Linked DNA regions of Homo sapiens: regions 2 and 3 are each linked to region 1. The links are chromatin loops, found by intact Hi-C in ENCODE. Cell type or tissue: K562. All regions are shown on one strand. Links, peaks and the distances in the headings refer to the core of each region. The heading gives the core; the rest is flanking DNA. Region 1 overlaps OSBPL9 (oxysterol binding protein like 9). Region 2 has its middle 11 kb from the start of TTC39A. Region 3 overlaps EPS15 (epidermal growth factor receptor pathway substrate 15).

Region 1 (9,924 bases), core at 1,632-6,631:
GATGCATGATAACGCTCTTGTGCTCCTCCACAGACCCTGCCTCCGCATCATCATCTCTGTCATCATGTGAATCAAACAGGTCTAAAATAAAGCAGATCTTATTAGAATGGTGCTAAATTGGGCCAATCTGTCCTGATACTAGAATTACAATTTTGTTTGTTTGTTTGTTTGAGATGGAGTCTCATTCTTTCGCCCAGGCTGGAGTGCAATGGCACGATCTTGGCTCACTGTAAACCTCCATCTTCCAGGTTCAAGCAATTCTCCTGAATCAGCCTCCTTGGCAGCTGGGATTACAGGCACGCACCACCATGCCCAGCTAATTTTTTGTATTTTTTTAGTAGAGATGGGGTTTCACCATGTTGGTCAGGCTGGTCTTGAACTCCGGACCTCAAGTGATCTGCCCACCTCGGTCTCCCAAAGTGCTGGGATTACGGCATGAGCCACCACATCTGGCCACAAATATTTTTAAAGAAAAAAAAGTTAAATTATCAAAGGTCACTTACCAGCATCACTTGTTCCATTGGACAAGGAAGAATTAAGTGATTCTGTGGTATCTGGGCGTTTTAGACTATTTCCCGAGCTGCTGTGTGTCAGGACTGAGGCAGATCCAGAAGAACTATAAAAACATTAATTACCTTATTTAAGCTAAAGAAAGCAATTTAGAATCATAGTAAGCTAGACTCGTACAGTTAGCTGGTTACATGCATGCATATATATGCTTTAGAATTCTCTTGATGACAAGGTCTCTTGTCTTATCCTTTATGCACAGGATGTGCTCAACAAAGCCATGTTGATAGTCAAGACCTAGAAGTCATCAAAAATTAGTGAGATCTTTGCCTCTGCATTTAAGTTTAAAACTAGAGTTCCTTTTATGATTTTGTTACTGGGTATAAATCTAAATATGTCACAATTCTTGGCAACAATTCCAGAAACGGCAAGTCTCAGAAACATGTCTTGTCTTTATGTTTGAGATCCTTTAATAAAAGCCCACATTGGTATTAACACTCTTCCTAATCATTAAAAAACTGTACTTGAAATTATAAAATAAAAAAACATCTTATTTATGCAAGTAAATTCATGCTAACTGGCTTTTATGAGCCAGTTAACAGGTCTAAAGAAAGATTATTCTATTATTAATAGATTATCATACCTGTGATCATAATTTACCGATGGAAGTGTGTGTGTGTGCGCGCACACGCACGTATATTTATATTTTTCTTAAGAGACAAGGTCTCCTTATGTTGCCCAGGATGGACTCGAACTCCTGGCCTCAAGTGATCCTCCCACCTCAGCCACCCAAGTCACTGGGTTTACAGGTGTGAGCCACCACACCCAGTTGGTATTTGTATATAAATAAAGGAAAAATAAAAAAGGCACACAATTTACTTATTAAATGTAAAAATTGAAATCAAATTTCTCACGCTTTAGATATTTATAAAACAGTACACATGAGTCTTATTACAACTCTACACGTGCGAAAACATGTATTCTAATCTAATCATAATTTGCCCTTGTTACTTAACTTCTTTTAATTTTTTTAAATTAATAAACTTTATTTTTAGAGCAGTTTTAGGTTCATGGCAAAACTGAACAGAAAATATAGACAGCATGCATACATTCCCTGTCTCCACACCTGCAAACCTCCCTCATGATCAACATCCCATACCAGAGAGGTATATTTCTTACAACCAATGAGCCTACATTGACACATCATTATCACTCAAAGTCTACAGTTTATATTAGGGTTCACTCTTGGAGTTGCCTGTTCTATCGGTTTTGATAAATATATGACAACATGTATCCACCATTGTATCATACAGAATAGTTTCACTGCTGTAAAAATCCTCTGGGCTCTGCCTGTATTAGAACACTAGAATATTAGGATATTCTAAAATTAGAATATATTATGTTATTCTAGTTTGCCCTGGTTACTTACCTATTTTTCAAAATTTCTTGAGTAACTAAGTATTACTTCTTTGATTATTTAGTAGTATATATCACAAGGTATTATAACTAATGTCCACCTCACCAGTTTTGAGAGGCAATGGAAAATATGTCTAAAAGATACAGGTAAGAGAAATCAAATGATCATTAAATGACAGAACTGGGGCCAGGCATGATGGCTCACGCCTGTAATTCCAACACTTTGGGAGGCCAAGGCAAGAGGATCACTTGAGCCCAGGAGTTTGAGTCTAGCCTGGGTAACATGGTGAGACCCCATCTCTACAAAAAATAAAAAATTAGGCTGGGCATGGTGGCTCAGGCTTGTAATCCCAGCACTTTGTAAAGCCAAGGTGGGCAGATCACTTGAGGTGAGGAGTTCAAGACCAGCCTGGTTAACATGGTGAAGCCCCATCTCTACTAAAAATACAAAAAGTTAGCCGAGCGTGGTGGCATGCGCCTGTAGTCCCAGCTACTTTGGAGACTGAGACATGAGAATCGTTTGAACCTGGGAGGTGGAGGTTGCAATAAGCCGACATCGCACCTCTGCACTCCAGCTCCAGTTTGGGCGACAGAGTGAGATTCTGTCTCAAAAAAAAAAAAAAAATTAGCTGGGCATGGTGGTGTGTGCCTGTGGTTCCAGCTACTGGGGCGGCTGAGGTGGGAGGATCACTTGAGCCCATGAGGTTGAGGCTATAGTGAGCTGTGTTCGTGCCACTGCACTCTAGCCTGAGTGATAGAGTGAGACCCTCTGTCTCAAAAAAAAGCATGAAAGTTACCTTTAAAATGCTTTGTGCCTCTGTGATGTATCTCAAAATAGAGTCAATCTTTTAAATCAATTGACCTAAAAACCCCAAATCCTATAACATATGAATCTTATTTTAGATGTAATTTCAAAGGTCCTATTTATGCTGTGTTTTTTCTCCTTACCCATGATTAGAAACCATGTCTGAGCCAAGTGAAATACTCAGTAAGACTGTAAATTGAAAAAAAATGGGATAAATTTTCAGCCATTTCATAATTTACCTTGTTCAGAACAAATGATATAAAGAAAACAGTTAAAAACAACACCTATGTATACAGGAAAGTTTTATCTGCAATGGGCTAAGTTGTCTAGAATTTAGGCATAAAATCATAAAGTATGCAAAAACAATTTAAAGCTATGAATTATAATAATAATTTATCGAGTACCTTGTATGCACCATACACGGTATGTCTATATCTACATTACAACCCTAAGGAAAACACAATGACGCTCATAATACACAGACGCTCGGAGGTTCAATGACTGGTCTGAAGTCATACAGCTGGTGAGTAGTGGAGCCATTTCAAACACGTCTGGCTCCAAAGTACAAGTTCTTTCCAACATGTACTTTTATCTAATTTATAAATGTGTAAACTACAGTGCTCAGTGCCATAGTTACACAGAAGCTATCATTAGTATAGGTCTTTAGAAAAAGAACAGTGAAAGGACTTAAGCTTTCAAGTTCTCTTCCTTCAGAAAGAGAAAAACAAAAAATAGTAAAAAGAAATTTGACCTCAGTTAGAAAATCAGCAGTAGCAGCTGATGACCAGCAGGTGTCACAAGCTCAAATAGCTACAGATGCCAGGCAGAGAATATGTGGATAGGACCAAGACATAAGATATATATGGAACTGGGGAGTCAGCATACCCAACCTGAAAGAATCTAAAGCCTTGTTAAAACAAAACAAAAAACAAGTCAACAGAACACTGTGCTGCCCAAATAAAACATCTGCAGTCCTTACTGGTTTGGGCTTCTAGATTAGAATATACAAACAAGGAAGAGTGAAATTGAGGGAGAAAAGGAACACAGAGTGGGTTAGTTGGACATAAAAACTTAACTCTGGACCCTTTCAAAGAGATGTTCATGAACTGTGTGTTTATTATGGGACAGGGTACTGGGAGAGCATAGAAGGAACCTTAACAGCAGGAATAGAAGAAGCCCATGAGCCTGTGCATGACTTTGTAGACCTGCCTATTACAGGTACAACAGGTGTTTTAAATGTTTCGATTTCATAGAAATTTTGGGAGAATCCCTCAAAACGGAGCCAGAGAGTGTCTATCAGTGATGTTACCAAGAGCTAACCACATATTATCAAGCTTTTACTGAATACAGTCATATGCTTTTAAAGGATGGATACATGAGTGATTTACTAGCAAGTGACATTCAATTGCACTTTTTTAGAACAATAGCTAATGTATTGTCTTTAGGCCAGGTGCAGTGGCTCATGCCTGTGATCCCAGCACTTTGGGAGGCCGAGGCAGGCGGACAGCCTGAGGTCAGGAGTTCGACACCAGCCTGGCCAACATGGCAAAACCCCTCCTCTACTAAAAGTACAAAAATTAGCTGGGCATGGTGGTGGGCACCTGTAATCCCAGCTATTCAGGAGGCTGAGGCAGGAGAATTGCTTGAACCCAGGAGGCCGAGATTGCACCATTGCACTCCAGCCTGGGCAACAAGAGCAAAACTCCGTCTCAAAAAAGGCTGGGCGCGGTGGCTCATGCCTGTAATCCCAGCACTTTGGGAGGCCGAGGCGGGCTGATCATGAGGTCAGGAGATCGAGACCATCCTGGCTAACACGGTGAAACCCCGTCTCTACTAAAAATACAAAAAACTAGCCAGGCGTGGTGGCGGGCGCCTGTAGTCCCAGCTACTCGGGAGGCTGAGGCAGGAAAATGGCGTGAACCCGGGAGGCGGAGCTTGCAGTGAGCCAAGATGGCGCCACTGCACTCCAGCCTGGGCGACAAAGACTGTGTCTCAAAAAAAAAAAAAAAAAAAAAAAAAAAGACGGTCTTTAATTCTCTTTTAAATAAAATAATGACTGAACCCTTCAAAAATTAATAATAACCTTTCATTTTCGAATTTTCTTCCAAATGCTTATTTTCTTTTAACCCCATTATTATAAAAACTTTTTTTCCAAAATTAAATTTCTATTGGCAAACTGCTAACAATGGTTTCTCAATAGTTTATGTTTTAACATTCAAAATGAAAAAAAGAAACCAATATGCTAAACTAAGCCCTTTCTGCTACACTGGCCTTCTTTAGTTGTAGATTTAAACCTCCCTTCCACGTCTTAACTATATATATTCACCTAGACCACATAGGACTGGCTGAAGGTAATTGGCTTGCAAATTTACATTTAATTATTTCCAAATTTGTACTGTGTTAAAAAGCAAAAACCCTAGCTATAGTAACAGTATAGTAACAGTCCCCTGAGAAAGCAGAATTAGAAGTAATTCCCAACAAAAACTAAGCTATTAATACATCTACAACAAACACAAGTAAAATGAAAGTAAATCAGTAATTCTACTTCTTTTTTTTTTTTTTTTAAGACAGAGTCTCACTCTTGTCACCCAGGCTGGAGTACAGCAGCCCAATCTCGGCTCACTGCAACCTACACCTCCTGTGTTCAAGAGATTCTCCCATCTTAGCCTCCCGAGTAGCTAGGACGACAGGCGTGTGCCACCACACTCAGCTAATTTTTGTATTTTTTTAGAGACAGGGTTTTACCATGTTGCCCAAGCTGGTCTCAAACTCCTGGGCTCAACTGATCCTCCCACCTCAGCCTCCCAGATTGCTGAGATTAGGGGCATAAGCCACCACACCTGGCTCCCTAAACTGTTTTTGTTGTTGTTGTTTGTTTGGAAACAGAGTCTTGCTCTGTTGCCCAGGCTAGAGTGCAGTGGTGTGATCTCAGCTCACTGCAACCTCCGCCTCCCAGGTTCAAGTGATTCTCCTGCCTCAGCCTCCTGAGTAGCTGGAATTTATAGGCATGTACCACCATGCCTGGCTAATTTTTTTTTTTTTTTGGTATTTTTAGTAGAGATGGTTTCACCATGTTGGTCAGGCTGGTCTCGAACTCCTGACCTCATGATCTGCCAGCCTCAGCCTCCCAAAGTGCTGGGATTACAGGCGTGAGCCACCACACTTGGCCTCCCTAAACGTTTTTAAATAAAATTAGTGCCTTAAAGCCAGTGCAGAGAGACAGATTTGAGGTGGACTTCCATTTCCCTGTAAGTAGACTTGCAATAAAAAGCTTTTCTTTCCTCAAAAACCTGGGACTTAGTAATGGCTTCTAGCACATTGGGCAGCAAGCCCCTTTTGCTCCATAACACTGTAGGAAATAAATTTCTGTTGTTTATAAGCTACCTAGATTACTGTATTTTGTTATGGCAGCTTAAAGGGACTAAGATACCATACCACGTATTTCATTAGATTATAAATGTCTGCCTATTCCCCCAAAAGTTCCCTGTGGGCAGGGCCTGGATCTTTGTAACCTTGATATCAACCTAGCACAGTGCCTGGCTGATAGGTGTTGAATATTTCCACTCTAATTAAAAAAAGAAAAAAGTAATAGAAACCTCTTATTTGTATAATGCTTCATAGCTTATTCACTCTCATTGGACCCTCTCCTAATGTTGGTACTGTAGAAACGGCCAGGGTTCAACTAATAACGCTGGCACATTACTATAGGTGATGCTATTTATTCCACTTGGATTAACTTAGGACTAAAATCAAAACTCTCACAGAACTGGCTTTGCTCAATAAGCCAACCAAAAACAAGTTGTCCATACAACTATTATACATCAATAAAAAAACTTCTATTAAAAAGGTTGCCCTTTTAATTTTCCCAAATAATAACTGATGAGGCAAGTCTGTCATTAACACTAGTCTCAAAATCAAATTAGATTTTTAAAAATCAGGAGAATCATTTAAATACATATTCTGTTCATCTACTCACTCTATTAAGCGCTTTGGGGATGAGCCACTTTGATGGAATTCATCAGCATCATAAAATTCATCTTCACTGCTGGAGTAAGAGAACTCTGGGACTGTATTTGGAGACAAGTTCACGTGGCTTGGAGAAGTGAGACTGCTACTCGGTGGTGAATGGCCACTGCCTAGGAAGTTAAAAGGGTTTTAGAGAAAAATATTGGTGAAAGAGAAGAAACTAGGGAGATGGAGTCAAAGCAGACTTTTCTAAAATCAAAAAAGAGTTTGGTTAAGTTTGTAAAAGTCGCTACAGTATTTATAAAGAAAATCAACATTTAAACTCCACACAGAAAATGGCAAATCATGATATAAAATGAGGACACAGCCTTTTAAATAAATGAAACAAAAAGCTATGTCCTCATTCTATAATTAAAGATTATCATTAATACTAGGAAGGGGGCCCTTTTGATTATATGAGTTGTGGAGTTGCAAGTCCAACAACAGATATGATTACAATGGGATGCCGGGACTCTTATTTTACACTGCAGATCCAGATACCTAAAAATGCAGCAGTGAGCCACTGGGAATGCAAAATGAAAAGAATATTAAGACCACATAAACATTAAAATATTGCAGGATATCACATTCCTATCATTCAATATTTTTTGGCAATCACATGGAAAATACACACACCATCCAAATTCCTCTCCTCTTTTCCACCTAAGTCAGGGGCTCAGAGGTGGAGATAAAAATAGAGGACTACGATGAGAAGAATGCAGAAAATGAAAAGATTCAGAAGAACATTTTTCTATTCCTAAATAGTCTAACTAAAGAAATGGAAATTAATGAAGACCCAGACAAAGAAGCCTGCCATCTAATCTCTGAGATGATCATCTGGTACCTTATCTACTAGTAAAGCAAGAACAAAAAAGTATCAAACCAATCGACAAATGGAGTATTAAGATCAATTTAACTTACTGAGCATTTAAGGGCTGTCAGTCAGGCAATTTATACTAATCTACAGATGTCTGGTGAAGACTAAAGTTTATTAAGACACTGATGGCAATCTGAAAGCCAGGGCCACAGTTCTGGAAGAAATTGAAGACAGCAATAAAAATGAATCCAGGCTAGGCACAATGGCTCATGCCTGTAATTCCAGCACTTTGGGAGGACCAGTTGGGAGGACTGCTTGAGGCCAGGAGTTCAAGACCAGCCTGTGCAACAAAGTGAGAGCCCCATCTCTTAAAAAAATAGATAAATAAATTAGCTGGGCATGGTGGCATGTGCCTGTGGTCTCAGCTACACGACAGGCTGGGGCAGGATCACTTAATCTGAGGAGGTCGAGGCTGCAGTGAGTTGTGTTTGTGCCATTGCATTACAGCCTGGGTAAACAGAGTGAGACCTTGTCTCAAAAAAAAAAAAAAAAGAATCCAGAGTCACTTACGGATTTTTTGCCCATTCCTATATGTATGGTTCAATAGTTGTGAAAAAAAGCACATCAGTTTGCCACATTTAGTCATCATATTCACAAAGGTATTTTAAAAAGATAACACAAAAAGTTTAACCCCTAAAAGGTAATGCTTATTTTGGAAATTCCAAAGGTAGCTCACCTTATTAGTAAATAACTTCATATTCTTTTTATTACCCAACAGAAAAAGTAAGAGAGAAAAGCAGCTTTTTCTTATTGGAATAAAAAAAAAATTGATCAAGAATTGCAAATGATTAAGTAGCATGCAAATATTCCAGGTGATCACACAAGTGAAACTGTATCTAAGAAGAAAAGTTTGAGTGGGAACTGCAAACAAAAGATCTGAGATTTACTTAGGAGAGCAAACATTTTATCTTATTCCTTTATTTCTTTTTTGTATTAACAAGAGAAGTAAGGGAAAGAAAAGTGGAGAAAATGAAGTTAGGATGAAAAATCAAATAAGATATAAATCACAGGAATTTAATTTTAAATTTTTCTTTAAATCTACTCTAAAGTGTTAGATTTTTGAAATACCTTCAACTGAAATAGTTTTCAGAAGATTATCTTCTGGAAGTAATTTTTACAAAAATTAATATACATAAGAAGAGCTTCTCACTTTCTCAAAGTCTGTTGCTAGTTTTACGTATTTCCAAACAGAAAAATTTTGGAATTTTGGTTGTTTCAAAATTCCAACATAAAAATACGAACAACAACAAACAGGTACTATTTTTTAAATGAAGAAGAGGTGACACAGCTCAGGAAATACAGAAGTCAGCCAAAATATTTCAATTTCATTATTCAAATTGCTTATCAGCCTTTTCCCAAGAGCTTCAAGTAAGAGAGCTATTTTTTTTCTTTCAAAATTCAAAGGCAACTGCCCATGCTGTTAAATAGTAAAGATCAAAGTAATAGCATCAGTACTTTTACTAATTCGAATTTTTTAAATCACAGGGTAATTATTCATCATTACACAGGAAAAATCCTACCCGGGAAAAAAATCTGAGGATGAACAAAAGGGGCTGATCTCCCACTTCTTCAAGAGTGGTTTTGGTTTTGGTTTCCAGGTTTAACAGTGTGAAAAGTGCTAGATGCTTCCTTGAGTTTGGTTCTACAAGTTATTCAACATACATTTAATTAATTTTAAAACAAGATAAATCTAGTATCTAACACTGATAGTATCCCTGTAAAACAGAGAAAAAATAAAGACCCTAAGCCTAAACGAATTAAGAAAATGCAGGCTGGGCGCGGTGGCTCACACCTGTAATCCCAGCACTTTGGGAGGTGGAGGTGGACAGATCACCTGAGGTCAGAAGCTCGAGACCAGCCTGGCCAACATAGTGAAATGCCGTCTCTACTAAAAATACAAAAATTTGTGGGGCGTGGTGGCGCACATCTTTAATCCCAGCTACTCAGGAGGCTGAGGCAGGAGAATCACCTCAACCCAGGAAGTGGAGGGTGCAGTGAGTCGAGACAGTGCCACTGGACTCCAGCCTGGGCAACAGAGTGAGACTCCATCTCAAAAACAAAAAACAAAACGTTTAAACAAACAAAAAGAAAATGCAAATTAAAATGAAGTATCTTTTTTCTAACTATAAAACTGGCAAAAAGGTGAAAGACTGATAAATGTTTTCTAAAAAAATATACATATGCCAAAGGTGCTGTACAAGGATATCACTGAAGTATTGCTTCCATCAGTGGAAAAAACAAGCAATACCTGCCCAGGCAGCTGTAAAAAGAATGCTGTAGACCTAATTTTACAAACATGGAAAGTGCTCTAAGT
Region 2 (9,924 bases), core at 2,166-7,165, 430 kb after region 1:
CTTGATAGGTATTAGCTCCTTCTTTATTTACTCACCATTGAGTACCTACTATGTATAGCAATAGTGCTGAGCTCTGTAGAAGACACATGAGATACTATCTGTACCTTCAGAGAGAAATCTGAAATACCATTGTAAATAACTTATACAAGGATTTTAAAATATGTAATGCTAAATGCTGTGAGAGAGACAAAATGTATCCTCTGAAAACGGAGAGACCGCTCTGATGGGGAGATCCTGGATGGCTTCCTGGAGGAAGTGGTGCTGGCTGTGGGCTGACAGGCTCGGTGAGATTAATCCTCTTAGTAAACTGGGCTCTGGGCCCATAGAAGGTCAGGCTTCTGAGGTCCTGTGGCTCTTCTTGCCTGCGAACCCAGGAGAAAGTTGGCTAAGTGCTCAGTGCTGGCCAAGCTGGACAAGGCTCTGGACTAAGGGGTTTGGGTCCCTGGGCATACTGTAACTGGATTTTCCAGATTTAGAAGCTCTAGCTTTGTGATCAGATAAGCAGTATTCCCCGGCCCTTGTTGATCTGCAAAGACCATGATATGAGTGAAAGGTCATATGTTCTCTGCTGCCTACCAGGGAAGAGTGAGAGAAATTGCCCAGATGGTCCTTAGAGCCTCTGCCCTCTGGGCAGCTTTGCCCAGGGCCTCCCACTCCGTGCTCAGCCCACCCATGGTCCATAGGCAGGGTGGGAGGAAAGCACCAGATTGGGCAGAGAAGCCTGGGTGTAAGACCTGACTTCACAACTTGGTTTCAGGAAAGGTCGTTCACCCCTCTGAACCTGTTTCATCAACTGTAAAATGGGGATGAGTGAGTATGTAACAAGATGCAGATAAATAAGAATTGGTGTAAACTGCCTGGCTCAGGGCTTGACACATGAGAGAACACCTGACATGTGAAAACCAGTCACCACTTATTGGACACGAAATTTGTATTGCACAAGTACCTAGGATACAGACCCAGCCCAAAAGGAAACAAAAATGGGCCTTAGCCACCCTGCCCCTGCCCTGTGTTCAACCCCCACCTTCTCTGATGAGCTAAATCTCCAGGGGTCCCTGAATCCATTCTTCACACTGGAGCTGGAGCAGGCCTTCTCAAATGCCTCCTCACGGTGCTCCCCTGCTCCTTGTCCTTAGTTGGGCCTCCCATAAAAGCCCCTGGACTGCACGCCAGGGGATCCCCTTGCTCCAGAGCTGATTCTGCTTGGTGGTGGTAATTTAAAATAAAAACCAAAAATGTACGCAGCCTAAGATGAAATGTGGGGCTTCAAAGAAAGTTTACACTGGAGATGGGGCGGTGGCTCATTCTCCTCTGTCCCCCGACCTGCCACGGGGTACTGGACTCATAAGTCGGTGAAGTGGGTCACTCCAGGGCCTGGCCTGGCCTGCAGCCTCCACCCTCAGGCCCAGACAGCTGCTCTCCACTTCCCTGCCCATCAGCCCCCTGCTGCTGGTGCTCTGTGCCCAGCATTTGACTCGGTCCCGAGCTTCTGACCCCATTCCGGCGAGGCCCTAGCAAAGCTGGCTCTGTATGTAGGGAGGAGGGAACAGGGTTGGTGGTGCTGCTATGTCCCGCAGGGACCCTGGTAAGGCCATCGTGTGGCCCGTCAGTTTGGAGGCTGGGCTCTGGACCGAGTGGGACCGGCCGCTGGCCCCCTTGTGACCTTGGACAAAGCCTGGAGCTCCGTTTCTCCCGGTGCCCAATGAGGGGTTTCAGAGTGTTTGGGGTCCTTTCTGGTTCTGGGTGGGAGTGGGCTTGCCCAGGGACCTCAGGCCCGCTCTAGGGACACTTAAGCCCTTCCACTTTGGGGCAGGGAGGCGCAGGTCCAGGGCGGGGAGGAGCCACGGGTCCCGCCCTGCCCGCCCCGTCCAGGTGCTGCCACTGTAGCCTCCACGGCCGCCGCCGCCGCCGCGAGGGGCCGCCCGCGGCCCCGTCCGAGCCCGGCCCGCGCCCATGGCCTTTCTGACCACCTGGAAGGAGGCGGCCTCCGGGAAAAGCGACCGCAGGTACCGGGCAGGGGTGGGGACTCGGCGGAAGGCGCGGACGGGACCAAGGGGCCGCCGGAGGACCCAGCCGACGTCGGGGAAACAGCTGAGAGGCACAGCTGGGGAAAGGGTGTGTGGCTGCTGGGCGTGGGGGTCGGCCGGAGGCCCGAGAGGGGCAGCGCCGCGCGCCCCCTGCTCTCTGTCCTCGCCCCCAGCAGGGCGGGAACTGGGGAGGGTAGACGCGGTCCCACCTGAGCGCCGCTCAGTGTCGCAAGACGCGGGCTATCTGCGAAGTCAGCTCGGTGAGAAGGACCTCAGGTGGGGCTGGCGGTCAGGTTTGGGCAGCGGCGTCTGCGCTCAACCCTCCATCCTCTCACCTGGTTCTCCTCAGGTCTGCATGAGCCAAGTGTGGGCACGCTGTGTGCCCGGACAGATGAAGCCAGGGCTCTGTGTGCTTGAGGGGTTGTCCACATCCGAGGAGCAGGTGGGGGAAGTCCTGGGTTCCAGTCCCAGTCCAGGGTGAATTATGTGCACCCCAGCTCCTCCAAGGCGAGCCCTCCAGGGTGTGTCAGCCACCTCCCTAGCTGACCCTACCTCCGGGATAAGTTAGTGCGCCCCAGTTGTGTTCCTGTGAGAGGGGACCACAGCCCTGACCTCTCTTCTGAGGTTCAGCCCTCCCCGCATATTTACATCTTCTGAGGTTCAGCCCTTCCCTTCATATTTACATCTTTAAAGTTCACCCTGCTGTGCCAGGGAAAGGGCAATCCAACTGTCCTCCCAACACCTCCATCTGACTGTCCTATGAACACCTCAAACTTGGCAAGCCCCAAACTTGTTCCTCCTCCGGTGTCCCCGTGTCAGTGAATGGTCATCCACCCAGTTGCCCAAGCCCGAAACCTGGGAGTCATCCCTGACACCTCCCTACCTTTCTCCCACCCCCGTCTACAAGTCCTGTTGATTTTACCTCCCAACTTCTCTCAAAGCTGTTTATTCTCATTGGACTATTGCATCAGGCCCCCTTCCCCAGCTCCTCCTGTCTCTCCCTTTCCACACATCCTTTCTAAAGCACAAACCAGACCAAGCCATTTTCTGCTTTAACACCCTTCCATAGGCTAGGCGTGGTGGCTCATGCCTGTAATCCCAGCGGGAGGATCGCTTGAGCCCAGGAGTTTGAGAGCAGCCTGGGCCACATAGCAAGACCCTATCTCTATATAAATAAAGGAAAAAACATTAAAGAAAATAAAACCCTTCCATGGCTCTCCACCACCCTTTGGTGACTCTCATTCAGCCTTTCAGCACACATTGTTGAGCACTTGTGTGCTGGGCCAGCACTGTACTAGGCACTGCAGGTATGGTGTTACTTCAGATATACAGGTCCTGCTCTTGGCAACCAGGTTCTAGTAAGAGAGACATAAACAAGTAGACAAGTAAACATCAGAAATAGATGCTGGGCGAGGCATACAATAAGGCAATGTTATGCCCAGTAAAATTGGCAGTGCTGAAGCATTGCAGGCAGGATAGCTCACATCAAACCCTGAGCTGTGTCTGAGAAGAAAGGAGGGAGAGTGATGGAAGATCACTGAGACCCAGGAAGCAGGCTGGCCAGAACAAACAGGACCAGGAATTTAGGTTTCACTGTGTGGTGGGAAGCCACTGGAGGGCTTTAGCAGGGCATTTACTTATTTAAAGCTGACCACGCTGTCCTACGGAGAAAGGATTTTTGTGGACAGACGATTTCAATGCTGGATCACTGTCACCTCCTCCTTTTCTGTTTCTCCACTACTTATGGAAAGGAGACAGGGCTCATTTGTCCCCATGTTCCCAGAGCACAGCACATAATGGGGCTCAGAGTGCATTTCAGTTTTGATGAGGACATGGGATGATTTCTGAGGAGCACGAGATCACTTGGCCACATGGCTTTCTTGCCTTCCAGGACCTTCCCTGCCTGGGAGAATCCAGTTGTGCATCGTCCTGTGGGCACCAGGGAGCCTTCGGGGTCTCCCGTGTATGTATGTTACACACCTCTCAGTGTGCAGGGAGAGCAGAGGGGAGGCTGGCGTGGTGGTCCAGGAGAGAGATGCTGGGGTATGGGTTAGGAGAATGGAGGGAATGGGAGGTAGACGCTAAGAAGGAAGAAATGAGAAGCAGTGAATGGACAGGCTGAGGAGAAGGTGTAGGGGTGGCCTCTGGTCAAGCAGAGGCCTCTGCATCCCCCAGTGGGCCTGTGTGAGGAAGTGCATTGTGAGCCTGCACACATGCGCCTTTGTGCTTCAGCTGGAACTTGCTGGGCACAAATACCCAGAGAATTCTTTACTCCCAGTTGACCACACAAGGTCTCACACCCAAGGCTCAAACCTGGGTCTCCATTCTCCCAGCTCAGGCCCTGTGACCGCTCCACCCTCACCCCTCGCCCACCACACCACCCTGTGTCCCACAGCATAGCCAAGGGCAAAGAGTTTGGCAGGGGGGATGGGGATGTGGAGGGGTGCTCAACCCCTGCTCTGCCGCTTACTTACTGGCTCTTTGACATTGATTCATTGTTTGATCTGTGTGAGCCTCAGTTTCCTCAGCTGTAAAATAATAGCTACTCTCTGAGCTGTGGAAAGATCTATTGAAGTCATTTGTAAAGGACCTAACAGTCACTGGGGCATATTCGGTGTTCACTTCTTTCTCGGTACTGTTATGAGGTAATCTTCCTTCCAGGGTATTTGCATTGAGCAGAGGGGATTCTGAAAGGCTTCAGAGTCAATGGTGGGATTCCAGGCACCAGGATTGGGTAGCTGGGAACTGCTGGGAAAAGGAAAGGGGACTGTTCCTAACGCCCATGCATCTTACAATGGGGACCGCACCCTACTCAGCCTACAAATCAGGCCCTTCTTAGCCATACCATAGCCCCCACTTGTGGTAGGAGACAGCACCAAAAATAAAAGGGGATGTGCAGATGGGCAGATTGCTTTAGAGAGAGTAATTGAGTGGCAGATCTGCTGTGGGAGGGAGGGGCCTCCTCAAGAATGGAGAGGCCCAGCCAAGGAGGCTGGAGGCCTGCTAGGACTGCTGTAGTCAGAATTCCTGCTCTTGGTTTCAGCCTGAGCTGGAGGAGCTCTCAGATGCTTCTAGGTTGGGAGTTTCTAATTTGGTGGCAGGAATCCTTGGGTGGCTTTGAGGTCTCTTCCTTGGGAATGAATTTGGACTTGAGGCCAGTGCTGAGTTTTGACCTCTGTGATTCTCAGATCCTGCAAGTTGAAGCATTTGTGATTCCCAGACTTGTGATTTAAAATTTCAAGGTTTTTTTTGTGTGTGTGTGTGTTGAAGCTTTTAATCCCAGGACTTTACTCTGCCCCCTGTTGCTGAGGGTGATTGTAAGGGGTAGGAGAGGGCTCTAGTGTGAGAGGCACATTGTGGTCCCTCAGATCCTCAATCCCTGGTGACAAGAACTTGAAAGACATTCAAGCAACCTTTGTCCCACTATCAGTTATGGAGGGGTTCAAACTTGGAACATTTAGGTCCTTTTGGGGGTCATTGAGAAATAGATTTGGGTTGCAACTTCAGTTCTGCCAGCACACCACATTTCCTGTAACATCTTCAAATCTGTGATCTGAGGTTGAGTTGCTTTGTCCTTTCCTGAAAATTTCTGCCTCTCAAAGCAGTTTCTGTCTGTGGCCAGCTCCATTCTCTCCTAATGCTCACCTGCTTCTCCACTCAGTACAAGGCATGGCTGTCAGCAGCTTCCAAGCTCAAGTCCTGGGATGGTAAATCAAAGCAGTGAGAAGTACTCTGGGGCCACATAAGCTGGTTTTGTTTTTTTGGTGTGTGTGTGGGCGGGGGGTGGGGGGGCGGTTTATTTTTTGTGAGACAGAGTTTCACTCTTGTCGCCCAGGCTGGAATGCAATGGTGCGATCTCGGCTCACTGCAACCTCCACCTTCCAGGTTCTCCTGCCTCAGCCTCCCGAGTAGCTGGGATTATAGTCATGCGCCACCACGCCCAGCTAATTTTGTATTTTTAGTAGAGAGGGGGTTTCACCATGTTGGCCAGGCTGGTCTCAAACTCCTGACCTCAAGTGATCCATCAGCCTCGGCCTCCCAAAGTGTTGGGATTATAGGCAAGAGCTACCGCACCCGGCCTTAGGCTGGTTTTGAAGCCTGATTCTGAGACTTTCTAGCAGTATGACTTTGGACAGGCTGTTTAGCTTCTCGTGCCTCAGTTTCCTCATCTGTAAAATGGGGGTAATGTTAGGACTCACCTCCCAGGATTGTTGTGAGGATCGGATGAGTTAGTTTATGTAAAGCACTGCACGGCATGCTGCTATACCAGCGCGAGTGATGATTATAAGAGGAAGGGCTTCACCAGCTTTAGTCTGAAAAAGCTCAGGAGACTACTCTGACTGGTGCTTCCTTCAACCAATCACTGTTCCCTGAGAGGTGGGGTCAAGTAAGAAGAGGCTCCTCACTCAGCCAATGGGCTGGAGAGGAGGGGAGGAGAAAGGGGGCGGTGATGAGGGAGGAGGGCAGCATTTAGCAAATGTGACCACTGAGCAGGCCTTAAAGCTGTAGTTTCATGACATACCCAAATTACGATATATTTGGAGCACCCTGCCCATTCCTCTGAGTCCCCCTGCTGTTTTTCATGCTCTGAGATCTGAAAACTGAAAGGTCCCTCATGGACCCTCTCGGGGCCTGTGCCACCCACCACTCTCCTGAGTTGTGGCCTTGCCAAACACAGCCCTTCTCTCCCTGACTGCCACCACCACCCTGGCCTGGTGGGGGAATGGTCGCTGAGGCACTTTGCTAGATCACCTTTCTTAATTCATTCCCATTCAGGTTGCTATAATGAAATAGCATAAACTGGGTAGCTTATAAACAACAGAAATGTATTTCTCACAGTTCGGGAGGATGGGAAGTCCAAGATCAAGGCAGATTGAGTATCTGATGAGGACCTGCTTTCTGGCTTATAGATGGTGCCTTCTTGCTGTGTCTTCACATGGAGGAAGGGGCGAGGAGTCTCTCTTGAACTTCTTTTATAAGGGCACCAATCCCGCTCTGCACCCATGGCCTAATCACCTCCCAAAGGGCCCACCTCCTAATACCATCACCTTAGACATAAGGATTTCCACATATGAATGTTGGGGGATGCAAACTGTCACTCTATAGCAATCACCCCATGCCATGGGTGGGACAGCCCCTTCCCTTAATTCCCCAGCAGCTCGGCTGAGGCCAGGCTATAACATCTCTATTTATTTATTAATTTATTTTGGTAGAGATGGGGTTTCACCATGTTGCCCAGTCTGGTCTTGAACTCCTGGCCTCAAGTGATCCTCCCACCTCAGCCTCCCAAAGTGCTGGGATTATAGGCATGAGCCACCATGCCTGGCCAGGCTATAACTTTTAAAAACACCTTAGGAAGAAGGGAGTGAGGGACAGATGATTTTATGATGTTATGGCCCTCTCCCCTCAGCCATCCTGGAAGGAGCCTTCCTGTAGAACATCCACTTCTGGGAGGGCCCAATGTGTCTTCCAACATCTTCTTTCCCAGGAAAAAAGAGGAATTTTTCTCTTAGCCCAAGATTCCCAAGGCTTCCTTTCTTATGCTAAGATCGGCTATAAAATAATAAATCAGTCTTTCCCAGGTGATCAGCAGTGCGGAAATCTACCACTTTCAAGTAAAATCCTTCCCCTGCCCTATAAATGGCTGGTCCTTTGCCCCATGACACCCTGCCAAAAGGACAATTATATTAGGACTAGGTGGGACATCAGAGACCCCATCCACGTGGAACTGGGCTAAGACACCCCGTTCCTTTTGGCTCCTTTTCTTCCCATGGGAGTGAAATTTGTTTTGCCTCCTGCAGCCTCAGGTGTTACTCCTTAGCTTCCCTCTTACAGGGTCTGCTCTGACCAGCCCCCACACCCTGCAAGAAGAAGCACTGCAGCCGCTCAATTCATTTCAAGCTAAGATACGTCCTTCCTCAGATACATACAGTAGCTAAATCTCAGGTTGAAAGAAACTGCCAAGTAAATGAGTATGTGGGCAATTGCTTTACATCTGGGTGATTGAAAGGTGTACCAAAGGGCTGACCCTGAGCACAGGACAGGCCACTCAAAGGAGGATAAATCAGGCTGGGTGTAGTGGCTCACACCTGTAATCCCAGCAGTTTGGGAGGCCAAGGCGGGTGGATCACTTGAGGTCAGGAGTTCAAGACCAGCCTGGACAACATGGTGAAACCTTGTCTCTACTAAAAATACAAAAATTAGCCGGGCTTGGTGGTGCGTGCCTGTAATCCCAGCTACTTGGGAGGCTGAGGCGGGAGAATCACTTGAAACTGGGAGGTGGAGGTTGCAGTGAGCCAAGATCGTACCACTACGCTCAGCTTGGACAACAGAGTAAGACTCTGTCTCAAAAAAAAAAAAAAAAAAAAAAAGATAAATCTCCACTCGACAGCGCTGCACTCGGGTGGTCACCCTTCTCCCCTTCTCTCCTCCTTTGCTTGCCACTGCTCCCTCCAAGCCCCAGCTCCTCTCCCCTGAACACCTTCTGAACTTGCCTGCTGCCTCTAGAATGTTCTCTTTCCCTTTCTCTGTGATCTGTAATGCAAGATACCTGCCTTTGACTGTGCCCCAACAGCCAGCATGTGACATGCAGCATCATCTGTAATCCACACAACTCTGACCAGGGAAGCCTTGCTTTCTCCACTTTAATAGAGGAGGAAACTTAGGCGCAAAGAGGTGAAGAGTGTTGCCCTGGATTATAGTGAAGAAGCCAAAATTCAGAGTCAAATATCCTATTCCCAGCAGTATATTGTACTGCCTCCCCCAGAAATGGCTTCAGTATCTCTTCATGCTTCCTAAAATGCATAGATGTCAGGGTTTTCTTTTTAATATTCGGTGGATAATTTTGTGTTCTGCTTTTTTCATATTTTTCCATATTCAAGTAAATTCGTTTAGGCAGCAAGGCTTTTTATTGAGCCAGGCACTGTTCTAGGCACATTAGAGAACAAAACAATAATGCAAAAACAAATTCCTGAAGCTGGGCACAGCCACATGTCCCTAGAGTCTCAGCTACTCAGGAGGATCACTTGAGCCCAGGAGTTCAAGACCAGCCTGGGCGATATAGTGAGACCCCACTCAAAACAAACAAAAGCCCTACCTGTGGAACTTAGTTTAATAGGGAGAGGGAGAATAAATGAATAAGCAAAATAAAAAGATGTCACTTGACAACAAGCGCTGTGGAAAAATAATGCAGGGCAGAAGAACTGGGAGGATGGAGGCAGGGGTTCAATTTTAAATAGAAAGGGGCTGGGCACGGTGGCTCACGCCTGTAATCTCAGCACTTTGGGAGGCTGAGGCGGGCAGATCATCTGAGGTCAGGAGTTCAAGACCAGCCTGGCCAACATGGTGAAATCCAGTCTCTACTAAAAATACAAAAATTAGCTGGGCATGGTGGCGGGCACCTGTAGTCTCAGCTACTTGGGAGGCTGAGGCAGGAGAACCACTTGAACCCGGGAGGCTGAGGTTGCAGTGGGCCGAAGACTGTGCCACTCATTCCAGCCTGGGTGACAGAGTGAGACTCCATCTCAAAAAAAAAAAAAAAAAAAATTAAACAGAATAGTCAGGGAAGGCCTCACGGAGAAGGTGATATTTGAGCTGAGACCCGAAGAAGGTGAAGTAGTGAATCGTGTGAGAAGAGCATTCCAGGCAGACGGAATAGCAAGTCCAAAGGGCCTGAGGTGGGAATGTGCCTGGCATATTTGGAGGTGAGCAAGGAGGCTGGTGTGGCTGAAATAAGAGAGGGAATAAAGGGAAATGATGTCGGGAGATGATGGGAGCATACAGGTTGTGCAGGGCCTCATGAGCCATAGACAGACTAGTTTTTGCACTGAGGAACATGCGGAGCCTTTGCAGGGCTTTGAGCAGAGTTGTGATGTGATCTGGCCTAAGTGTCAAATGG
Region 3 (9,924 bases), core at 2,761-7,760, 320 kb after region 1:
TGGCACTTAGAGATGTATAGAGGAGCTGTTTTTGTGTGTATTAGTGTGTATCACGTTGTATTAAAATTAACTGTTTACATATTTCCTCCTCCTATTGGGTCGTAAAACTGAGCACGATCTTTTCCCTTTTTTTTTTTTTTTTTTTTTTTGAAACAAAGTCTCACTCTGTCGCCCAGACTGGAGTGCAGTAGTGAGATCTTGACTCACTGCAGCCTCCACCTGCTAGGTTCAAACAATTCTCCTGCCTCAGCCTCCAGAGTAGCTGGGTTTATAGGCACCTGCCACCACGCCCAGCTAATTTTTGTATTTTTAGTAGAGACAGGGTTTCACCAAAGTCTTGGGCTTTGGCCAAGAATTAAAAACCCTCCAGGTGATTCTCATGGTGACTAAAATTTGAGAAATACTGCCTAAAAGCATGGAAAATGAAAAAATATCAGAGAAAGTGGACAGCTGTTAGTAACTGATTGCAACAGTAAAATTAAATCCCCTCTTTCCCTCCTGTCTCAGGAGTTTGATACTTTTATTATTCTTATTAATAAAATTTTTTATACTTTTACTTTGAAATAAAAAGACATTCTAAATGCTTCTTCCTTAAGTGTCTCTTTCTGTGTAAATGCACTTGCTAGTATGTTTCAGTTTGACAACTAGTTACTAACCAGATTTTTTTTGGTGTGTGTGTGAATGCATTTGATTTAATTGCTTTTGTTTCAGTGGCATACTTTTAATAGGAATAAGTACAATATAATAAGAAAACAAAATCACAACCCAGCAGTATTAAAAGTATTCTGTTCACTTTTGCTCTTTTATTTGGAGGTATAATTTTTGGCTTTAGTTTTGCCAGGGAAACTATTTTCAAGGCAACATGAAATTAATAATATATATTTTTAACTTTCATAAAAATGTGTTGTCTATTGGCAGCAGATGGCTAACGTTGCTTTTTCGCTTCTAGTGTCCACTTTTCCAGGAAATGACTCCCATCTGCAGCAAGAGAAGTGCTGACTGTTAATGTGTACACTAGGCACTTCTCTTAGCTCAGTGCCATTCTGACAATTTCACAGTACATATATTGTGAATTTGGTTGGAAGTGTATGTTAGTCAGATTGTTTTCTTTCTGGAGTTTCAGGCTTTTGGAAATAAAAAGTTTGTGTGTTTCTAAAACTGAAATTGAATTCTTCTAGGTTGGCTAGTGAAAAAGGAGAGGAGAATTCTTGGTTAAGTGTGGTTCCTGGACAAACAGCATCAGCATCATTCGGGAACTTGTTAAAAATGCAAATTCTCAGGCCCAACCTTGCTGGTTAGAAAATTCTGAGTGCAGGGGCCAGAAATCTGTGCTTTATCATGCTGTCCAGGTAATTCTGATGCCTGCTAAAATTTGGGTACCAATGGGTTAAGGTTTAGTTTTATCGCTTGTAAAGGACAGCGTGGTATTGTAAGATTACATATGTGCTGCTAATAAAGCTGATCAAATTTGGAAAAAACAAGAGCTTTGTAGCCAGAAGATGTTGGTTTGAACCCCACTGTATCACTTCTTAAAAATATTATATTGGGCAAGTTACTTAGCATCTTAGCTTCAGTGTGTTCATTTGTAAAATGAGATTGGTAATCCTGGAAATCAGTGATGAATGTTGTTGCATTGAGTGCTCAATAAATAAATTGAGGGGTTGGGTGTGGTGGCTTACTTGATCCCAGAAGTTTGATACCAACCTGAGCAACGTAGTGAGACCCCCATCTCTGCAAAACATAAAAAAATTAGCCAGGCATGGTGACGTACGCATGTAGTCACAGCTACTTGGGAAGCTGAGGTGAGAGACTCACTTGAGCCTGGGAGGTTGAGGCTGCAGCAAGCTGTGTTCTCGCCACTGCATTCCAGCCTGGGCAACAGAGTGAGCCTTTGTCAATAAATTATTAAATAAAATAAACAAATTAAATAAATATATAAATATATGTGAAAGCCCCACAAAACTTAATATATGATTATATGCAAATTTTCTCTGGAAGAAAAAATTTAACAAGAGACTGGGCTCAGTGGCTCACACCTGTAATCCCAGCATTTTGGGAGGCTGGGGTGGGTGGATCGCTTGAGCTCAGAAGTTGGAGACCAACCAGCCTGGGCAACATGGCTAATCCTCATCTCTTTAAAAAAAAAAAAATTAGCTGGGTTTGGTGGCGTTTACCTGTAGACCCAGCTACTTGGGAGACTGAGGTGGGAGGAAGGCTTGAGCCCAGGAGACGGAGGTTGTAGTGAGCCAAGATTGCGTCACTGTGCTGGGCAAAAAACAAACCAACCAAAAAAAAAGAAATAAAAATTTAAGAAACATGCAAGCTTTCTTTTCGTGGTTGCTGGACTCTTTCTAGAGGTTCCAAGTTAGTTTGAGTGATTTCATATGCTAAAAGATAGTTATGGAAAACTTTCATGCTCTGAAAGTGTTGAAGGTACCTTGAATGCTTTAAAATGAAGAGAATATATTCTGGGACAGTCTGTATGCAAATTTTTCCCATTTTGTGCAAGTGCTTTATGTATTAAAAATACTTGTCATGGTTCAAGAATCAATATAAGAAGATATACAGTGAAAAAAATCTCATTTCCACCCCTGCTCTCAATTGCTCCATTTATCCCTATTCTATGCCTAATTTTCTTAATTTCTTATTTATCTTAGAATTTCTTTTTTTTTCTTTTCTTTCTTTCTTTCTTTTTTTTTTTTTTTTTTGAGATGGAGTCTCTCTCTGTTTCCCAGGCTGGAGTGCAGTGGCACAATCTCAGGTCATTGCAGTCTCCACCTCCCAAGGTCAATCAATTCTCCTGCCCCAGCCTCCCAAGTAGCTGGGATTACAGGCATGCGCCACCACGCCTGGCTAATTTTTTTGTATTTTTAGTAGAGATGGAGTTTTACCATGTTGGCCAGGCTGGTTTCGAACTCCTGACCTCAGGTGATCCACCCACCTCAGCCTCCCAAAGTGCTAGGATTACAGGCGTGAGCCACCACGCCCAGCCTATCTTAGAATTTCTTAATGCAAATATAAACAAATATAACTAATTATTTCCTCCTTACCACAAAAGATAACCCACTAAACACACTGTTCAACACTATACTTTTTCATAGTTAACAGTTTATCTTGGATACCTTTTCACTATGAGAGCTCCATGATTCTTTTTTTCCTGGTTAGCATTATTCAAGGCTATCCACAACAAACTGCATCCAATTTAAGTATATAATTTGATGAGTTTTGGCAATTATATGCCTGAAGGCACCACCACAGTTAAGACACACAATGTTCTTTGTGATTTTTTTAATGCTTTATAGTATTTCATTATATGGATATACCATTTTTAAAAATAATTTTTTTACCTTAACTTCCCAGTGTAGAGTATACCATAATTTTTTAAACCAGGTTTTGTAGATGGGCATTTGGGTGCTGATACAAACGGTGCTGCAATTAATCTTTTTCATACAGCATTTCATATGGATAGATTCCCAGATGTGGGATTGCAGAGCCGAAGGGGAAACACATTTGCAATTTGGTAGATGTTGCCAGTTTGCCCTTCATAGGGGTGGTACCAATTTGAGCATGTTAGGGGAAGAAAAATAATTTTTCCTATACCCTTTTAAGTTCTTGGCTGAGAACCCTGTAACAAAAGATAAGAGAAAAACAGAAGTTTATTAACATGTATATTTCATATATACATGGAAGAAACTCAGGAAAGGAGTAACTGTCAAATAGGTGGCTTACAACTCAGGTTTGCTCTTGCTCCTGCTCTTGCCATGTGACACGTCTGCACCCCCTTTGCCTTCTGCCATGATTGGATGCTCCCTGAGGCCTCATGAGAGGCAGATGCTGGAGCCATCTTGGTACACCCTGCAGAACTGTGAGCCAGTTAAGCCTGTTTTCTTTATAAATTACCCAGCCTTAGGTATTTATTTATAGCAATACAAAAACGGACTAAAATACAGCCCCCCCCAGTGTGGCCTTTCCATCCTAGGAGCTGCCCAGGAGTGCCCTGGCTCCTGCAGGGTAGCAGTTGGGAGCCTTATGTCCCACGTTGTGCCCAATCCTTCACCACAGCTAGCTGAAGCCCAAAAATACCAGAACACATCCTCTCCAAATTCTGAGCTATTAGGAATACCTCCTTGGCCATCTCTTGAGTGATCCAGTAAGAAAGAGAAGAAGAGCAGCATCTGACATCCAGCCACGGGCCAGGCACTCACAGCGAGGCCATGTAATTTTCCTACTGAATCTTCAGTGGAGCCTCCCTTATGCCTTTTCCACACCCTGGAATCAAGCTGCCCTGCACTTGGAGTTTTTTGCAACCATGGCTTCCTCCTGGACTTGTTCCTGTGGTCCCACCCAGAAGCCATTCAATGCACAGGAGGACAATTTCCCGTACCCCAAGATTGCACCCTCAGCCAGTCAGCAGCAAGCACCCATTGCCTAGCCACCCCCACCCCTTCCCCAAACTGTCTGAAAAACCCTAGCCCCCAAATTCTTGGGGAGATTGATTTGAGTAATAACTCTGTCTTCCGTGTGGTGTGGCCAGTTTTGCATCAATTAAACTCTTCCTTTACTGCAAAAGAAACTTAGCCTAATATAGCATCTTTAACAAAGAACAATGAATTTTTTTAACTCTTATTTTAGGTTCAGGGGTACATGTACAGGTTTGTTATATAGGTAAATTGCATGTCACGGGGTTTGGTGTGCAGATTATTTTGTCATTCATTTAATAAATGATAGGTAGTTTTTTGAACCTCTTCTTCCCTCCACCCTCACATTGGCCCCATGTCTGTTGTTTCCTTCTTTGTGACCCCATTTACTCCATGTTTAGCTCCCACTTAGAAGCAAGAACATATGGTATTTGTTTTTCTGTTCCTGTGTTAGTTTGCTTAGGATAATGGCCTCCAGCTGTATCCATTTTGCTGCAAAGGACATGATCTTGTTGTTTTTTGTGGCTGTGTAGTATTCCATGGTGTATATGTACCACATTTTTTTAATCCAGTCTACCATTGATGGGCATTTAGGTTGATTCCATGTCTTTGCTATTGTGAATAGTGCTGTGATGAACATATGTGTGCATATGTCTTTATGATAAACAATTTATATTCCTTTGGGTATATACCCAGTAATAGGATTGCTGAGTCATTGATAATTCTGCTTTGAGTTCTTTGAGAAATCACCAGACTTTTCTACAATGGCTGAACTACTTTACATTCCCACCAGCAGCATTAAGTTTGTTATGTAATTCTTCTGGCGACACCTCTAGGCTGATAAGGGTCTGAATTCATTTTGGGCAGGAACTGTTATCCTTCCTTGTAGAGAGGGCAAGAGGGATACCTTTGTAAATTTATATCCTGCTTTTAGGCATATAGAAGGAGGGCAGAGAGCTTTTATTTATTTATTTATTTTTTTGATGCTACTACTTCTCAGTTGCTTTCAGTTCAAAATAATCCTTATGCCAAAGTGGAATGTTTTGGGGTAGCATGCTACCGCTCAGCTCCCACCAGCAGTGTAAAAATTTCCCCACAGTTTAGCTAACAAAGTATATTATGAAACTTTGAGTTTTTGCCAATTAGGTAGAAAATGGTATTTCAGTATAGTTTTAACTTACAGTTTTCATCTGAGATTGGGCATTTTTTTTATGTTAAAGAATGGACCATTTAAGGGATTTGCTTGTCTGTAAAATATCTCTTCAAACTCTTTTTCCATTTTTCTATTGGACTTTTTTTTCTGTTAATTTTTAGGAGCTCTATATATTAGGGAGAGTACTTCTTTCTTTGCATATGTTGTCTTCTCAAATTGTTGTTTGCCTTTGACATTGCAAGAACTTTAGTTGAAGGGTACGTCTCTAAATTTTTACTAAGGATATCTTCCTAAAAATTTCTTAGTTTTTATTTCTTTCTTTTTCTCCCTCCTTTCATCCCTCCCTCATTTTCCTCTTCTTTCCCTCCCAGCCCAATTTCTTAAAAAAGGATTTGAGAGCCTGACGATGATTTATCATTGAACAATAATCAATTCAGTGGGTGGATGTTAAGTGCTTTTAATATATATGACCCTGGTTCATTTATTTTGAAGGCCATGTTTTTGGTATACTGTGCACTGGAGAAAGAACCTGTGCCAATGTCCTTGCCTCCAGCCTTGGTGCCACCATCTAAGAGAAAAACGGTCAGTATATCAGGCTCTGTGCGGTTGATCCCCTCTTCAGCATCAGCCAAGGAATCTTACCACTCCTTACCATCTGTAGGCATTTTACCTACCAAAGCACCATTAAGACAGGTATAGATTTATCAGTGTTAAAGGATTTTTTTTTAACAAAGTACATGGCATTTAACAGTTTACTATTTGACAAAGATAGAGCAATTAAAAGGATAAAAATTTTAGAGCACCATCTCGTTGAACCTGCATAATGTGATACTCCAGAGAAGACAGATATTCCTTCTACATTAGGCCTTGGGTCATATGGATGTTTTATTGGTTTTATTTTGATCTCCCTGGAATTAAAGTTAGAAATGGAAGATGCTCCATGCTAACATGGCATGTTTGCCCTGGCATAATTAATAGTTGTTTTTATTTTTGTTTAATACCTAGTTAACTCTTGATTCTTTGGGATCAAATTATTGAATTCTGGGTTGTCCAAGGCTTTTTTTTTTCTGCCCCCAGCCTGCCTCTTGTCAGATTGAGTAAAGGAAGATAATGACAGGATATGCAAATCAGCCAGTTTGGCTATGGTTAACACTGCTGGGTCAAACTATAAAAAATAAAGATTGAGAATTATCTGAGTATTTTGTTTATACAGACTTTCAGTTACCTATATTAATGTGGGCATTAGTCAAGAGTTAACTATGTTTGAATTTACTCATTTCTTAAAAAAAAGTAAAAATGTGCACCTATGGATAAGTCCTAACTGACCTGTATTTTCTTCTGTTATTTTCTCTTCCCCACAGCATTTTGATTGAGATGTCATATGGAAGTGATACATTGTTGCTCTGAGTTAGTAGGGTAGAATTGTTCAGAATTTGTGATGGATATTGTAATGGATTGAAAGAGTGACACTTCAAAGTTTGTTTCATTTTGGCAGAAATACTGTTTTTTTTCCTCCCTGTAGTGGGTTGTATCCCCTGCAGAAAAAGCTAAATATGATGAAATCTTCCTGAAAACTGATAAAGATATGGACGGATTTGTGTCTGGATTGGAGGTCCGTGAAATATTCTTGAAAACAGGTTTACCTTCTACCTTACTAGCCCATATATGGTAAGACTTTATTTGAATTGATTTTTTAAAAATATGGTTTTGTATCAATTCCAGTTTCTGCATTTTGATTTTTAGTCATTTGTAAATAGGACAGTTTTTGTTTCAGAATTTTTTATAGAGAAAATCAGAATCTGAAGAATTCTTCTGGCTAATGGACAAAAGCTTGAGAATGGGTTACCTGAAGCTTTATAAGATTGACAGCATCCGCTGGGCATGGTGGCTCACGCCTGTAATCCCAGCACTTTGGGAGGCCGAGGTGGGTGGATCACCTGAGGTCGGGAGTTTGAGACCAGCTTGGCCAACATGGTGAAAAGCTGTCTCTACTAAAAACACAAAAAATTAGCCAGACATGGTGGTGTGCGCCTGTAGTTCCAGCTACTCGGGAGGGTGAGGCAGGAGAATTGCTTGAACCTGGGAGGTGGAGGTTGCAGTGAGCTGAGATCACGCCATTGCACTCCAGCCTGGGCAACAAGAATGAAACTCCATCTCAAAAAAAAAAAAAAAAAGAATGACAGTGTCAGTTAATTGTTATTAGAATGTTAAAATCCAGCTTCTGTTTATATCAATTAAACTTAAAATTTTCAGAGAGAATCCAGATATCTGAAATTTAAACAATGTAAAAAACAGTATCTTCAAGGCATACCTGCATAATTTTATAGTGTATATGTATACTTTCATACCTTCACATAGGAATAACATACTTGGTCCTTGAAAAGGCAAACCCTAGTGTCTTTAATGAATTTCACAGAAAATGAGATAATGTATATGAAAATGCTTTATAGTTTGTCTGCCGCCAATCCACCTAACGATACCAGAGGTTATCTTCAGGTTTTCAAGAGGCAGAAACGTCACAAGTGGGGCCACATGGTTGTAAAGAGAAACTTAGAAAAGAAGGGAGGCAGACAGTAAGTAGATCTGCCTTAAAAGAAACAAGAACCCAAGACTGGGAAAGATTAAATATGCATAACTAGTAGTAGCTGCCACTATTGAGTGCCTAGGGTAGGCACTATACTCAATAAATGGCAGTTGTCACGGGCTTAATGTTATGCCTAAGCTTTTTATATATCCTGTCTTTAATTCTCATAGTAATTTCGCAAGATGGGTGTTATCATCTCCACTTTATAGATGAGGAAACTAAGATTTGGAGAGGTTAAAAAACTTAGCCAAGGTTATAAGAAGAAATAAGTAGAAAAGCTGGAATTTAAGATCTATGTGACATGTAGTCTTTTTACTTATGTAGTCTTTTCATCAGGCCCTACTGGCCTTCAGTGCATTAAACAGATCAGGATTTCAGAAAGCTGAGCTTTTTTTTTTTTTAATTACAGAAAAAGAAAGTAGAGTAAAACCTTTGCAGTTTCTCTTCAAGTGATTGTGTAAAGCTTTCCAGATTGCTGCCTTTTCCTCACATGTGATTTCCATTTGCAGCTGTTTATTCTGCTTTGGCTTGGTGATCCTTGTATCCTCCTACTCCAAGAGTTGCAGGAGGCATAGCAATATCAAAATTGTGCTTGTTTTAGAATCCTTCTAATGCCACCAGTGAATCAAATTTGTTGAGACTTAGATTTTATCTTTAATATCTTTTAATGTTAAAAATGTTGGGTGTAAGGAATGTTAGGATTCTTTGGCCCACCACAACTTTTACTGTATAGTGGTTCTGAAAATTGGTAAGAAAACACAAAGTGTAAACCCAGATTAGAGGCTCCTGCTCAGCACCAGGGTGAACATTCTCTTTTTACCATCTTAGCTGATCTACCTCTTCGAACAGTTGAGTGAGTTTTTAATAACCTGCAAGTTGGTGTGACTGTCTTTTTAAATTCACCTCATTATTTTAAAAAAGCTGCATAGTGGTACTTTTTCTCTGGACTTTTTGCAGTTGTGGCACTTACATACCATTCATTTTGTTTATTTGTGCAGGTCATTATGCGACACAAAGGACTGTGGGAAGCTTTCAAAGGATCAGTTTGCCTTGGCTTTTCACTTAATCAGTCAGAAGTTAATCAAGGGCATTGATCCTCCTCACGTTCTTACTCCTGAAATGATTCCACCATCAGACAGGGCCAGTTTACAAAAGGTAAGAAAGCTTAAAAGGAAACCTGAATGTATTAATTTCAAAGGAACAATACTATGTCGAATTACAGATTCAATTTGGATGAAATAGAAGAGAAAATGTATCTGGCTAAGAGCAGAACAGTATACTGTTTGTGGTTTAGTTTGTGCCTATAAATATGCTGGAGTGCCTTGTATAACATCCTTGGCCAGTAGCTTGTTTACCCCATTCATTAAACATGACAACTATATTTCCAGTCTTAAAATTGGAAAATGTGGGCTTATTTTTCCTTTCCTGGATTTGTGAATTAAGTTTTATGAATAGATTATAAAAGGAAAGCTATAAAAATTAAATTATTGTGTTTCACTTGATGATTCACTCTTACATAAAATGATACAGATTTGAAAACAGAATCTTGCATATGATGGTTGCTTGGTGTCAATTTTACATCAAAAAAGCCTCCAAGGAAAACATTATGTTGAGGATGTATCTGTGCGGTTTTTGCTGTAGGTGACCTTTTGTTCCTGAGTATACCACTGAACTTCATATTTGAACAGCTAGAAGTGGGTTTTACCTAGTTTTGGTTTCTGGACAGCAGTGAGAATTTTCAAAACTTCATTGTTTTAGTCATGCCTTGA

What was found. Hi-C counts contacts between places; a loop is a spot of excess contacts. Peaks named below come from ENCODE experiments on the same cell type or tissue, not always from the same donor. Only the 100,000 strongest peaks of a DNase experiment are listed, where the experiment ranks them.
Region 2: a loop joins it to region 1, with 2.5 times the contacts of the local background. A loop is called at or near these places in 5 of 110 quality-filtered maps.
Region 3: it touches region 1 in a loop (2.6-fold over the local background); 4 of 110 quality-filtered maps call a loop at or near these places.

Annotation. Positions count from the first base shown.
Region 1 is chr1:51,762,762-51,772,685 of GRCh38, reverse strand. OSBPL9 (oxysterol binding protein like 9) reads right to left here. Exons shown (of 24, transcript NM_024586.6): 12 at 6,705-6,864; 13 at 504-616; 14 at 1-81. Among named protein-coding and RNA genes, the nearest start is that of MIR761, 69 kb to the left of the region's middle. In K562, for the core only: a CTCF peak has its summit at 3,516 (motif pointing right); a DNase peak (open chromatin) is centred at 3,545.
Region 2 is chr1:51,337,073-51,346,996 of GRCh38, reverse strand. It overlaps a transcript of TTC39A not described here. Among named protein-coding and RNA genes, the nearest start is that of TTC39A, 11 kb to the right of the region's middle. RefSeq lists a silencer at 1,732-2,161 and enhancers at 4,453-4,532, 4,893-4,952, 5,003-5,052. In K562, for the core only: a CTCF peak has its summit at 4,876; DNase peaks (open chromatin) are centred at 4,906 and 6,416; H3K4me3 peaks cover 178 bases; H3K27me3 peaks cover 671 bases.
Region 3 is chr1:51,444,275-51,454,198 of GRCh38, reverse strand. EPS15 (epidermal growth factor receptor pathway substrate 15) reads left to right here. Exons shown (of 25, transcript NM_001981.3): 9 at 6,064-6,153; 10 at 7,094-7,239; 11 at 9,154-9,310. Among named protein-coding and RNA genes, the nearest start is that of EPS15-AS1, 69 kb to the left of the region's middle. In K562, for the core only: a CTCF peak has its summit at 5,230; no DNase peak of the experiment used is centred there.